2 separate regions of the Homo sapiens genome follow, and region 1 is linked to region 2. Evidence: chromatin loops called from intact Hi-C (ENCODE). Cell type or tissue: Calu3. All regions are shown on one strand. Links, peaks and the distances in the headings refer to the core of each region. The heading gives the core; the rest is flanking DNA. Region 1 has its middle 450 kb from the start of ADGRA3. Region 2 overlaps LOC105374524 (a long non-coding RNA gene).

Region 1 (4,404 bases), core at 71-4,070, 53 kb before region 2:
ATTAATCACAGCTCAAGGCAGCTTTGTTGTTTTCTTTTTATTGTTGCATGCCCAGTAATTTTAATTAAGGTTTTAAAGAAGAAACTTAAAATTTATAGTTGTAATTGAATGCATCTTATGAAGAAAATATATGCTACAGTGATGTTCACAATTTGGGATTAAGAAACTCTCACTTGAAATATAACCCTCATAGATGTCAGGGGCTCATTGTGTACATTTGGGGAACTCCTTCATATGCATTATCTTATTTGGACCTTAACACCTCTGTGAGGCAAGTCAGCCCAATATTACCAACACACTTTTATACATAACTAAAGTGAGAACATAGCAGTGATTACCCCCCACCTCCAAACACACACACCCCAAACTGAAATCCTACACAGCACTGTAACAAAGCAAGGGTCTGAACCCCAGAAGCCCAGTTCTCAGTTTGGTAGCAGATCCATCTAACAAAATGGTTTTCACTGTGTCCTTTTCTGAAACCACAGAGATTCATTGTCTGGCTTCACCAAATCTATGTTCAACCTAAAATAATGATATATGCTTCTTTCCAGTTTCATTACCATTATCACCTGCAGCAAGCAATGGTAACGCTTCTGAGAGCACTTATGTTTATGGAACATTTTGCATGTGTGCACATATAGAGATCAAGGCTTGCCCCTCAAATACCATTCAAATGACTTTAATCACAGCAGAAGTGAGGATGTTTGAAATATCGGATTACAAATATTAAATTAAAAGAGTTAATACAATTTTTTAGATGCTTAATACCCAATAAATGCTAAAATAATGTTACTATCAAACAATGGTCTTAATAAATGCTATAGAACATTGAAGCACCTAGTGGTCAAGAAAAGCTCGACAAATTAGGCAGGATTTGTAATGGCCCTTGGGAAGAAGTAAACTCAAACTGGATAATAGACAGGCTCTGGAATCTGGCTGCTCGGGTTTGAATTACAGCCTAATCACTTCTGTGCTATGTGAATGGGGGTTAAGTAATTAATTGACTCAGTTAACTCAGAGCCTGACTCTGATAAGTAACTCTGAGCCTTAGTTTTCTCATCAGTAAACTGGAGAGAAAATAATTGGTTCTACTTCAAAGGTTGTTGAGAGAATTAAATAAGACATGCAAAAACAGTATATTGTCTCGTATATGGTAAATGCTCTGGAACCAGAATTAATTTTATCAAGCATTTTCTACGTTCTTAGCACTACTTACATGTGTCAACTCATTTTATCTTCACATCAACCTTAGGAGTAGTACATTATTATTCCCATCTTAAAGATGAAGATCCTGAGGTCCAGAGAGATTAAACAATTTGCTTTAGTTCACACAATCTGGAATTGTGATATCTGTGATTAAACCCTAGGCATTTGGCTCCAAATCTATGTTCTTTACTAAACTATACCAACTGTACAAACATCAGCCCTACTGCTATTACTACTACTACTACAATTTGCTTTAGTTCACACAATCTGGAATTGTGATATCTGTGATAAAACCCCAGGCATTTGGCTCCAAATCTGTGTTCTTTACTGAACTATACCAACTGTATTGTTGTTGTTATTGTTATTATTATTACATGTCATTAACACTTTCAGAAAGCTGACAAACATAAGACGAACAGGAGTACATTCTAGTGTGAGCAAAGATAGAAAGGTAGAGATCTATCTGACCTAATAGATACTCCCTTGGCCAGTTTGATTGAAGCGGGAGGCTTATGTAGGAAAGAGTAGGAAGCCAGATTGGAAAGCAGGGTTGGAGACACATTGCAGAAGATTTTCAATACAACACTAGTCAGATAGGGCTTTGTTATCTGGAAAATGGGAGGATTTTGAATCATTTTAGTAAGAGAATGATTAACTTACATTACTGTTTAAAATAAAGTGGGCAAGGAGAGCAGGTAGATGTATATATAGATGATGGTTCGTTCATTCATTGATTCATTCATTCATTTCCCATTCCTGTGTCCCACCCACTGTAATGCATGTTCAGAGCACAAATAAAAAGATATACTTCTGTCTTTAGGACAACGAATACAGTTACATATCCACAAACCTATGCTCTGTACAGTAAGAAACACACACCAACATAAAATGTGGCTTTAAAGTAATGAAGCTAATTGCACAAGACTCTTGTGTAATCTATCTTATCACTTTATAGCCTTAGCTCGTGTATAAAAATTATATCAAAATGTAAAAGCTGAGGAATTAATCACATTCCTTAGAAGTTATTCTTCTACGTGACTCACTCAGTGGGTACGTGATGGAAGGAACTTTTATGGTGGGGGAATTCCTATCAGTCACAGCTTTTATAACTGCCTATTGATGATATACACTGCTCCATAATGGCAGTGCTAAAACTGGCTTTTACTTCCTTAAACCATCATTGTATTGAACCATGTAACCAGAAAATCACAATGTGGTGATCTCTCTCTACACTAATCCTCCCCTGAGCGCTTAATGACTTGTCTGTTCATCCTGGAGATAATAAACCTAACATTGAAGCAATAGCTGTCTTGGTGACTTTGCATAAATCATTATTTGTAAAAGTGAAGGAAAACCTATAGATAGGAGCCAAAGACTGGGATTGCTCAACTTTCAGGAATTAGCTCTGATAATTGCTGTGGCTGCATTAGGAATGCACTGAACAAATACATGCAAACCAAAAAGTAAATATTATTTCTCAAAATGATCAATATAATAACTTCCAAGACAGGAAGGGCAATTATGAAATATCTTAGCAAGATTTGTCTAAGCAAAATAACATTATAATGAAATGCTTGCTAGGGCAGAAAATGGGAAACAAGCAAAGAACTAAAGAAATATGGACAGTTTACTCTTCCACAGCTAGAAATCAAGGTGATGTGTTGTAAGAAAGTATATATGGAAAACAGTTGTTAATATAGTACAATTTACAATTTTAAATCGAGTTGTTTCCAATAATTTTAAAAGATGGCTGCAATTAAAATAGTTTTCTGAAGGCTGAAAACCTATTGGTTTCCCAAATGATTTTTATACTATTCTGTTTTCTTCAGCTTTTCTCTTCCTACCTTGAACCACTGTTGAAATCATTCTATTTCTCAGCATCCTCCTAAGCTAAGAGAACACAAACATTTTATTGAAGCAAATACAGATAGAATTTCTCCCTCAACATAGATTCACAAGAAAACAAGGCAAAGACAAACTGAAGAGAGAAGTAGGATATAGCACTATATTCAGTCCAGTTGCCTGATTTCCATTAGCCTTATCCTAATTTCTTTTAGGCTCTTGTCCCAGGGGCCAATTTTGTTGTTCAGAAGGCATACAGGCATATAGATGGGTGGCTCAGCCAGCAGAATGTACTCTTAGATTAATCAAAAGGAGCTAGGTTAGTAGCTACTAATCCTGGAAAGGAAAGCATGAATACACTGCTGAGTTTGCAGCTGATGGAATACCATACTAATGGGTTAGCAACTGGCTCAGAGTCTGAACAGGGAGTTCTGCTTTTATTTTTCATTCCCTAATGTCTTCTCTTCACAATCTCTTGCTTTCTCCTGTACTCTGATTCCTTTCTCTCTTTTTTCCTTTCTTCTACAATCTTTCCATTTATTCCTCCTACCTTGATTGTTGCAATGGCCTTCTAAATTGTTTTTCTGATCCCACACTTGCCCCTACAGTCTGTTCTTAGTATTGTAACTAGGGAGACCTTTTTATAACATAGGTCAAGTTGCACCCCTTCTCTGCTCAACACCCTGCCCTAGCTTCTCATTTCAAAGCTAAATCCTATGCCAAGGTCTTTAACATCCTACATGGTCCAGCCCTCTGTTCAGTTGCTGAGCTCGTCTTTTTTACTCTCTCCCAGGCAAGACAAGCCCACTCCCCAGTATCTGCATGACCCACCCTCACCTCCTTCAAGTCTGCTTAAATCTCAGCCTCTCAATGACCACTTACCACCCTATTTAAACTAAAATCAATCTTCCCTTCTTTTTCTTGACCGTGGTATTCTTGATTTCTTTTAGCCTATTACTCATAACATATTACACAGTTTACTTATTTATGTTTATTGTTTGTTGTCTGTCTTTTCCTACTAAGCTCCATTAGAATGGGGTTTTTGCTTGTTCAATGTTTTATTCTATGAGCCTAAAACAGTGCATGAGAAAAACTGGCATCCAATAAATGCATTTGTTGAATAAACAAAAGTAATCTATCTTCTGAGAGGAAGACAGACAATACAACTGGTAAGTGTAATGATGGAGGTCTATAGCATGATATTTTATCATTTTTTAATGGATACATAAAATTTTACATCTTTGTAGGGTACATGTGATATTTTGTTACATGCATAGAATGTGTAGTTATCAATTATCAAATTATCAAGTGCTCATCCCTTTGAGTATTTATCATTTCTATATATTGGAACAA
Region 2 (4,404 bases), core at 220-4,219:
TATTTCAGGATATGTGATACGGCTTGGCTGCATCCCCATCCAAATCTCATCTTGAATTCCCACGTGCTGTGGGAGGGATCTGGTGGGAGGTAATTGAATCATGGGGCAGGTCTTTCCCATGCTGTTCTTGTGATAGTGAATAAGTCTCACAAGATCTGATGGTTTTAAAAAGGGGAGTTTCCCTGCCCAGGCTCTCTTCTCTTGTCTGCTGCCATGTGAGACAAGCTTTTAACCTTCTGCCATGATTTTGAAGCCTCCCCAGCCACGTGGAACTGTAAGTCCATTAAACCTCTTTCTTTTGTAAGTTACCCGCTCTTGGGTATGCCTTTATCAGCAGTGTGAAAACGGACTAATACAATATGTTTCTATGAATGTGGTTCCTATTCCCTAATTTGGAGTAAGTGCCCAGTGTGCTTTGTTTTTGCCCGAGCTTGTCTTTTGCTTTTCATCCAAGATCTCCAATCATAACCAGACTGCTGAGACAGTGGATAGGGGCTGGAGAGAAGTTGAGGAACATAGCAGTCAAATACTTGCTCTTCATTTTACGATCATTGCTATTTTTCTTTCAGAACTTAAAACTATCAGGCTAAACATAATAATAATAACTTGGGCAACTTTACATTCCTATCTAGGACTTAATTTGAGGAACATTCATATTTTATCAGGAAATCAGCATTTCTCTTTTAAATATGTACTTTAAAAGGTTTATTGTACCCTAAGGTGTGATTTATGATATCTCGAGGCTCAGATATTTTCTGTTGGAATGCTCTTCCCACTCATTCACAAAAGTCAACTGGCCAATGGAATTCACTATACGGAGCTTGCTTTTAGAGGTATTCGGGTCACTGTTGCTGTTTAGAGATTCAAAAACTATAGCCCGGATACAGTGGTATGAAAAACCAGTTGTTTCCATGAAACCTTCCTTATTTTATTTTTTGAGACAGAGTCTTGCTCTATCACCCAGGCTAGAGTGCAGTGGTGTGATCATAGCTCACTGCAGCCTTGATTTCTGGGGCTTAAGCAATTCTGCCACCTCAGCCTCTCGAGTAGCTGGGACCACAGGCACTCACTGCCATACCTGGCTAATTTTTAATTTTTTTGTAGAGACAAGATCCTGCTATGTTGCCCAGGCTGGTCTCGAACTCCTGGGCTCAAGCAATCCTCCTGCCTTGGCTTCCCAAAGTTCTGGGATTACAGGCATGAGCCACCACACCTGGCCCTGAAACCTTCCTTTATTATTCTGTGTTAGGTCACAAAGAAGTCTTGATTTGAATTATTTAAGTTTCACACAGAAAGTTTGGTATATAGCTTTAACATTTTTATGTAATATCCCACAAGCATTTGAGTTCTTTTTCAAAGAAAAATCAGAGAACAGTTACAGGAGGGTGGGCATCCCCCACCTCACGCCACCAATCCCGCATTAAAGCAGCTAGTATGCTCTGTGTTAAAGCCCAGGAGGAAGAATGTGGTAAATCAGAAATGGCAGAAACCTGCAAGACTTCCTAGTTTTTGGTTCTAAAAGACTAAGTGCATGAAAACAAACAGAGTGCTGGCTCCAATCTAGAAAATGACTTCCTGCTGTTGCAAGATACATGAGTCCCATGGCAGTATTGTCTTGAGAATGTGGCACACCCAGTAGCTGGAATCTTAGTCCTTGGGCTCCCAGCCTTTTGAGATTCTTGAGTAGCAGGCTAGCATCATAGTGACAAACTTGAAAAGAATGCATCAACAGGGCTGATAAACATTTCATTCATAACCACTGTGGGCCAATGATGAAGAATGCAATGACCTTCCCACCACCAGCCACTTCAATTGACCCTAGAATCTCAGTGTAACACTGAGGAAGCCCCAAGATAAACTAACATGTTCCCACCAGTAGAGGGTTGGCCTCTACCCTGCTCTCTCTCTTTTTTAATCCCTTCTCTCTAACTCTTTCATAAGTTCTTTCTGCTTTTTCATCCCCATTGCAGAATTGTGCCCTACATCTTTTCATTGTTAGTGACGCAGCTGACTAAAGGAATCTCAGCTTCAAATTTTTAGGAGATAAATTTGATGGGACAGGAGACAGTTCTCAGAGTCTAGCACTTACGAGGTCTCATGTTTTTCTTCTCATTATAATCCTGAGTTCATACAAACGAAATACCAGCGATCTAGCTCTTTATCCTTTTTGACACGGCCCGAAGTGCCTGATTTAGCTGTCCATATTTACCTAAGGCTTTTACATAAGTTTCCATATTATATACAAGTAAAACCTTTGTGGCAGAAGATACACCTATGAAAATCACATAAAATCGCACATGCAAAAAACATATAAAGTAATCAACGATAACATATTATGCACAAGGAACACAGTGCTTTTTAAAATTTCTCTTCCTTTTCCAAATTTTCTTCTATTTAGTACTCTATGCCATGCCTTAACTTTATTTTTTTCTTCTTTCTTCTTCAAAACTAATTCCCAAACATATTTCCTCCTAGTTCCTTTCTTTAAAAGCTATTATATTTTCCTTGCAAAATTTCTGCAATGCATTATTCCAATAGGGTGATGTAATGATGGTTGATGTAAATTTCTGACCACTTTGCTCCTTCGTCTTCTCAGAACTCTTTACGATGCGCAGGAGGCCAAGGTAGACTTATTTGCTAAATCACTGCTTCATTAATCTCATTCCTTTACCCCAAATTTCAGCCCTTTAACAATTTTAAATGGATCCTGAGTTTTACACTTCCAACTGATTTGCATTTTTCTTGGTTGTGTGCTGTTGAACAGCTGCTGTTTTCTCCCCAGAAGTGGGTGGGGGATGGTTTCCATGGAGATGGTGATGACTCTGCTAGATGTGGACACCTCCAATATTCCCACTGCATTTGTAATTTCTAGCATCCATTCCATGTGGAGTGTCTAAGTAGTTTCATTTCCTTGTGGCAATAAACCTCTTGGAATTAGGACTCCAGAACTCTTTACTTGGCCCTGGTTTGTGACTACAAATTTATTTAATTGACATCTAGATGTATTTATTTATCATTAAGTCCTTAAATGGCTATGTGCTAAAGAAGGCAATTAAAACAGGTACAATGCCTTTTATAAGTAGGACACCTTGCTGTAGTGCTAAAGTCATAGTAGACATAGAACAAATGCTTATTGATTGATTTGTGGCACTATAAAGGAAACGTTTAAGTCTATTATGTTACTGCAGAAGGAAAAAAGAGACTAAATTAGAATCAGTTCAAAAGCAATATTACCAAATTCATTAGTTACATTCTATTTTAGTCATCTTTAGTGTTACAAAATGCTAATTTTAGAGATAATCTTGCCTAACCTCATCATGAAAAATAATTTAATAACTTAGACGATATAGCTGGCATTGTAGGGTAAGGTTGAGTCATGGGAGGGCAGATTGTTGCAACACTGATTGTTTAAAGAAGAAAAAAATTGTAGAAAGTAAAAAAAAAAAAATTGAGACCTATAATACAATCATTCATTTATTCTTTCCTTTGTTGATCCAACAAATGTTTATTGAGGACTACTATGTGCCAGCCACTGCCAAGCAGCACAAATAAAATTCTGAGCAAAATATATTCTTTTCCTTACAGAACTTAGAATCCAATGAGAATATAAATATTAAACTAATAAACTCAGAAATATATAATTACTAGCAGTAATACTATTTCTTCTAGAAAGGTACAGAGTGGTATAAAAGCACTGTGTAACAAGAAGATAGAATCTAGACTGAGGTACATGTGGCCAGAAGAAATCCAAAACTTGGGTAGGATTTAACTGGATATGGTCAAGGTAAAGTTTTAATCAGCATTAATGTTCTAAGCAGTGTTTAACAATGGCTAATACTTGTTGTTCAATTAGGATAATTGAGTCACATCTAAGTACTTTGCCATGAGCCTGGTTTTACTATTACTTCTATATATGAAGAAATGAAATGTAAAGAAGTTAAGACCAAGGTAAGAGAAAGGCAAGGCAAGGCCAGGATTGGGTCCCAGGCAGTCTGAAACCAGGGCACACACACACCTGATCATTACTATATATTTTCTTATGTGGTGAGCAGAGGCAATAATAGAAGTTTTTGTTCCAGTAATCCAGTGATTTTGTAAGACCACAAATATTAGATCTGGGTCTAATGCCCAAAATGTTATCGTATTAGTTAGGCATAAAATGGGCTGAATCTATTTATGACTGCAGACAGTGTACATACTAAAGACATCATGAGACTGGTGAAGGATGTGAAGGGCTCTCACTAGAAGTCTATGCAGAGTGTTGATCTCACACCACAATTTCCAAATGTCTTATGTCTTGCTCCCTTTCTGCCCTTCTTTAATAAGTGATGCAGACAGAATAATATATTTAGCTATAGTCCTCTATATGTAAGGACTGGCAATCAGAAATATGTAGCAATTTTA

The links. A loop is a pair of places that touch in the nucleus more often than their neighbours do. Peaks named below come from ENCODE experiments on the same cell type or tissue, not always from the same donor. Only the 100,000 strongest peaks of a DNase experiment are listed, where the experiment ranks them.
Region 1: a loop joins it to region 2, with 5 times the contacts of the local background. A loop is called at or near these places in 3 of 110 quality-filtered maps.

Annotation. Positions count from the first base shown.
Region 1 is chr4:22,967,210-22,971,613 of GRCh38, forward strand. No RefSeq gene overlaps it. Among named protein-coding and RNA genes, the nearest start is that of ADGRA3, 450 kb to the left of the region's middle. In Calu3, for the core only: no CTCF peak of the experiment used is centred there; a DNase peak (open chromatin) is centred at 2,422.
Region 2 is chr4:23,020,491-23,024,894 of GRCh38, forward strand. All of the region lies in intron 3 of LOC105374524 (a long non-coding RNA gene), which reads left to right. Among named protein-coding and RNA genes, the nearest start is that of ADGRA3, 510 kb to the left of the region's middle. In Calu3, for the core only: a CTCF peak has its summit at 1,889; a DNase peak (open chromatin) is centred at 1,681.